Linked DNA regions of Mus musculus: region 2 is linked to region 1. Evidence: chromatin loops called from intact Hi-C (ENCODE). Cell type or tissue: gastrocnemius. All regions are shown on one strand. Each heading gives the region's core, and the rest is flanking DNA. Links, peaks and the distances in the headings are about the cores only. Region 1 has its middle 8.2 kb from the start of Gm30256. Region 2 has its middle 46 kb from the start of E330032C10Rik.

Region 1 (2,805 bases), core at 145-2,644:
CCTACTGTAGGTGATCTTGTCAAACCGCATTCTTTGCCTTTTAAGTTACTATACAGCCAGGCCCTGGAGCTCCTGGTCCACTTTCCTATCTCTTTCTCCTTCTCTCTGAGCACTTAGCTTATAGTGGCCACCTGAACAGTTAACAGCAGAGCCTTTTCAGGTTGCAGCAAACAAAGACCAGCTTCTATTTGATTTGCTGCAGGGCAATAGGATCTTCAGGAGCCTTCAAAAATGGTCCATCATCCTCTGAGCATAGAAAACAATGACCTGGTAACCCAATAATATTGTCTTTCTCCCAGAAGTGGAAGGAATTAGTCTCTCTGTGCCAATAGCAAGTTTTCTTTTCTCTCCCACTTGAGGACTTTTCTGCCGTTGTCACTTATGCTGAAGTTACCTTGGGAAACAGAGGACTGGTAGTAAATCCATTTTTCACAACACCTGAGTCTACATCCACAGTTACCCTGTCCTTTCTTGATCTGGCTATATAATCATGTTGTGCCTTAGCCTCTCTACCTGTAAAATGGGGCCGATAGAACCTACCTCCTCAGCTTGTATGATTGAAGGAGTTGGGGCATGTAGAATGTTCAGAAGAGCATGTGACACACAGCAAACACTAATTGCTGATGGCTGTCTTTAGCTTCTGTGTCTTTCTGTGGTCTCCCATAGAGTCTGGGCCATCTTTAAGATAGACACATCTAAGCTAGTTTTCCCCTATTTCATTTGCAGAGAAGTGGCCACCTTTGTAGCAGTTTCACAAGGTATAAAACAGGGCAACTTCTATGTGAAGAGCCCCAGGAGTGGGTCTTCATCTGAGGAGGGTTGTGTTCTCGCAGATGCCAGTCCTTGTTTCCTTCATACCCAGAAAGTCGACCGTTTTCAGCCCCTAAAAGGAAGTCAAAATAGAACCACACGTCTGTCCAGGAAGGCACGAGTCCGTGGCTGAGCATAACAGAGAAAAATACATTTTAGCTACAGTGTCATAAGTGGGCATTTTGGACATTTGTCCTTCACTTTGTTGTCAACCTCCCCCTCCCCGATTTCCTAAGAGCCCCACTAATGCTGATGACTCATAAAGAGCCTGTGAGTCTCAGGTTGGGGTGCAGTCACCTCTAAGGGGGCGTGGTTAGCTTGGTAAGAAACAGCTTCTTCATTTTCCTTGGAGGGAAGATATTTAAGTGTGTACCTCCAAGGTTCAGTGCTCATCTAGTAACAATAATCATTACCTTAATGTTCCTCAATAGGGGATTAGTTAAATAGATTAGGGTCCATTTATAGTACATGATGCAGCCATTAAATTAAACAAGGTAGAACAACACTGTATTTCCTTAATCCTTACAGCACTCGAAATCTCTACCATGTTGGGGGGGGGGGTGTTGTGGGCTTTACAATGCGGGTGTGTACTGTCAAGGATTTGGGAGCTCAGAAGTTACTGTCCGATACTTCCTGAGCTCAAGTCATATGCCTGGATGTGAGCCAAAGTTGCATTTTAATCCTGGCTTGGAAGAGGAGAGAGATGACCCAGCAGGCACTTGTTTCCTGGAACACCATTGGAAAGCCGAGGGGACATTGCAGAGATGGAGGCTGCAACTACAATGATCATTTCTGGGGGACAGCGTGGCTAAGAACTGAGTGTTCTAAGCAGAGAGCAAGTATGAGTCACTCGACTGAGGAAGCCTCTAAGATCCCTTGTAAACTCTGTGTCAGCTGGTCAGCATGGTTCAAAACCATTACCAGCTGCCATCTGGTGGACTTGGCTGTCACTGTGGTTCGGAACACCTGGGAAGCCCGAGGAGGCTGAGGAAGGATTAACAGGGGTGCCACGACGGGAGCAGACAAAGTTTGGGAAGGGCAAGGTTACGTGCTGTAGAAGTGGCACACGGTTTAGCTGGTACCAGAAGAGACATGCCATCATCCGAGGGGACATTTTCATAGTCCCACCCAAGAGAGAGCTAGTACGTAGTCTCTGGGCTGCGGGAGAGAAGAGTCACTATGAAAAGGGTCACCCTTAACACTGATGCAAGTATATGGCAGGGTATGCAGACAGCATGGAGATTGGTAGGTTGGACTTATAGCCTCACGACAGGGACCCACGAACCAGGCTGGGGTGGCTCTGCCTGTCTGTCCTCACCAAGCTCATGCTGTGAAGGTATCTTGGCTTATTTCTGCAAAATAACCCAAGTCGAGTACGTTATAGACAACGGGACTCATTGCTCACCGTTCCAGAGGTCAAGATGTCTGAGACGAGGAGCAGGCATGGCTGTGTTCTGCTGAGGGCTTTCCTCTGGGTTGTAGATGACTGTTTTCTGCATCCACACATGGGAGATGAGTAAAGGAGTCCCCTTGGTCCTCCATCAGTCCAGTTAACAGGGATCAAGTCGCTCAAGGCTGTCACCTTGAGTGCTGGGATCTCAGCATGTGAGCAGGGAAGACACAGGCATCCAGACTGTGGCAAATGGTATGCTGCCTTTCTTGCCACCCTCACTGTTGCTCTGAGCTATAGCTTCCTGGGAATGACAGGGACCAAGGAAGAAAGAGTCAATTTTACCTAGCAGGACCTAGGACTAACAAATGAAGCTCTGACATGTGTTCAGATGTGCCTCAAGTTGGAGCCAAGGCAAACACGGCTCCCCAGTTAGAAGCAGACTCCAATATTCAATACCTGGGTAGGAATAGATAAGCAGGCTCAGGTTCATTGAATATGAATCTCAATTTGCTTTCTCTTTAGCAGAGTACCCAATGAGAATTATAATCTAACAATTTTACCTTCTTGTACCTGAGCATGTGCGTGAGGGACAACCCTAAAAT
Region 2 (2,805 bases), core at 200-2,699, 430 kb after region 1:
AAAGGACATAATAGTTTGTGACTAAGGTGGCAGTGGAGGAGATAAGGGACTAGCATCGGATCCCAGAGCAGAGGTAGATTGCCAGGACAGGAAGTCACGGCCTGAGCATAAATCTGTGGGAGAGAGTCGAGCTCCCTGCCACATGGGGCTTGAACCAATTGAATTTTATTCTGCAGGGCTAGTCGGAGCCCCATTAATCTGTGGGTTACAAAATAGACTCCAACTGCCCAGCTTGCAAAGCCATCTGACTAGCTCCTTGTCTCTCTTTGTCTTAAAATCCCAGACCAGCTGCAGAGGCTGGTGGGGATGCAGGTGGTCCAGGCTCAGTGGCTGCCTCTCTAGTCCTGTCCCCTCACATCTCCCAAGGCATTGTGCTCCAAGCCCAGTGGTAGCTGCACTTTGATTATCTCTTCTATTCAAGGACCATATTGCAACTGCTGGTTTGGTCTAACAGGACCCCTGTATATTCAAATCAGTGATGGGCATAGAACATCCAGAAACTGCCTAGAAATTGCCCATGCCACTGTGTCTTTCAGCTTTTCAGGAGCTTGGTCCTTCAAGGTTCCACACTTCCCAAGGTGGAAAGGTAAGAGGTTGGTGGCAGTCCTCAAGGGATGCAAACAGTTGTGGATGCTTCAGGTTAGACACAGAGTTTTTAGTGGTGTGTTGCTGTGAAGAGACACCATGTCCAAAGCAACTCTTATCTAGGAAACACTGAATTGGGACTTGCTTACAGTTTCAGAGGGTTTGTCCATTTTCATTGTGGCAAGAAGCATGGTGGCCTGCAGGCAGACATGGTGCTAGAAAAGTACCCGAGACTTCTAAAGCCAGATCCCAAGGCCGCAAGAAGAGACACTGGTCCTGGCTTGAAACCTCAAAGTCTACGTTCAGTAGCACACTTCCTCCAATAAGGCACATGTTTGTACACGTGGCTGGCTCAGAGATTGCCCAGGAATATTTAGGATGAAGGGATTAGAGGTTGAGTTTCAAATGCTGTGGCTAAAGGGTTCAGTAAAAGAGGATGGTCAGCAGAGGGTTGGAGGGAATTTCCCACAATCCACTTTGGCTTTTGGCAAAGATTGCTTTGAGAATGGAAGAGATTCTCTTGGGGATTCAGGGGTTCAGCTTTCCTATGGTTCCTGCACCAAGCATCTCACAGGTGAGTGTCTTGAATGATGGGACATTTCCAGGAGCCTGGTCTCTAAGCTGTTCCATTCTGTCCTTCTGTCTTATTCTCCTCATTGGTGAAGGAGGATACTACATTCACAGAGAAGACCAGCATGGTGGGGGAAAAGTAGCCTGGCAGGCATCCTTGAAGACTGGACTTGCTTGGTTTCTGGTTCTCCCGGTCAGCAGCTCCTTCCATCAGTGACCCTTTTCATTCTTCATAAAGCCAAAGCACTTGAACTTCTGTTTGTGAGAAGTGCTTCCTATACCCCCAGCACAGTAAGAACCCAGCCAGCGGCCTTGTGGTTACTGTTGCTCTGGCTCCATCAGCATCTGCATCCTGGGAAGCAACAGCCTGACAAGAGATGCTCTGTTTCCGTGGCCCATGCTGCCATCTGGAGGTCATGGAGAAGGAAATATAAATAACCGAAGATGAAGAAAATTAAAGATATTGATCACACTCCTAGGTGTAGCATAATTATCTAGGCACAGACCTGAAACTTGCCATGATTCACCCCACCTAATGATTAGATTCAGAACCTCACTAGATAAAGCCACATCACCTCTGTCACTTGGTCTTTATGACCCAGCCAGATGGAGAGTTACCTCCTCCTCTCCTGAGATTAAGCACGACAAAATCCAGGATTGTTCAATGCCTTCCTAGGACCACACGGCCAATAAAAGACAGAGCTAGAGCTACGCTTCGAACCAAAGTTCACCGCTTAGCTGTAGTGAGAAGTTTGGGTTGTTTTAAATGACAGTTATGTTGTGGGGATATGTTTTTGTTTTAATCTCAGGTGTGGGATGTGGGGCTGCTTCAGTTTGTCCACAGCAGTTAATTAGGATTGTCTCATGCTGTGTGTGTGTGTGTGTGTGTTAGCTGCAGAGAGTTTAATTATGGGGATTCTGGAGTGGGTATAACGGGAGGGCACTAACAGGGCCTGAGGCAGCTTCTGCCCCCTTTGCCCCTTGATGGTCCGGCTGCTGCTGCCTCCCCCTCCCCTGATGGTCCCGCTGCCCCTTCCCCCTGCTGGTCCCGCTGCCACCCCCTGGTCCGGCTGTTGCTCCCTTTCTGGCTCCCCCCCACCCCCCGCCCCGCGCTGGTCCCGCTGCTGCTGTGCCCCACCCCCCGCAGGTCCCGCTGCTCCTCACCCCCCCCCCACGCTGGTCCCGTTGCTCCCCCCCCCCCGCACCCCCGCCCCCCCCGCCCCCCACCCCAGCTGCTGCTCATTCCTCCTGTTGCATTTGCTGGATTGCTGGCTTCCTGGATATTCTGCCGATGAAGATTGGATTTGTCTCTAGGAACCTGATGCCCCTAATCAGCAGGAGGTAGTCTAAAGAGCTCTATGTCCCCTTTCCTTTCTAACCTTCGTTCTCTCCGTCCTAGTGTTGGGGGTTGGAAGGGATTAGGGTGGAATAGGGGTTCCAGGCATAAGAAGCCAATAACATAGCTAAACCAAAAAGCCAACACTTGTCCCTCTATGTTATGGCTCCCCTGAAGAATCTCTGGATCCCTCTACAACAGTGATTCCCAACCAGTGGGTCACTACCCCTGTGAGTGACCCTTTCACAGGGTTGGTCACCTAAGACCAGGGAAAACATGATATTTACATCATGCTTCATAGTAGCAAAATTACA

What was found. A loop is a pair of places that touch in the nucleus more often than their neighbours do. Peaks named below come from ENCODE experiments on the same cell type or tissue, not always from the same donor. Only the 100,000 strongest peaks of a DNase experiment are listed, where the experiment ranks them.
Region 2: it touches region 1 in a loop (4-fold over the local background); 32 of 42 quality-filtered maps call a loop at or near these places.

Annotation. Positions count from the first base shown.
Region 1 is chr17:72,861,700-72,864,504 of GRCm38, forward strand. No RefSeq gene overlaps it. Among named protein-coding and RNA genes, the nearest start is that of Gm30256, 8.2 kb to the right of the region's middle. In gastrocnemius, for the core only: no CTCF peak of the experiment used is centred there; DNase peaks (open chromatin) are centred at 1,529 and 1,742.
Region 2 is chr17:73,295,555-73,298,359 of GRCm38, forward strand. No RefSeq gene overlaps it. Among named protein-coding and RNA genes, the nearest start is that of E330032C10Rik, 46 kb to the left of the region's middle. In gastrocnemius, for the core only: a CTCF peak has its summit at 1,562 (motif pointing left); DNase peaks (open chromatin) are centred at 1,533 and 2,201.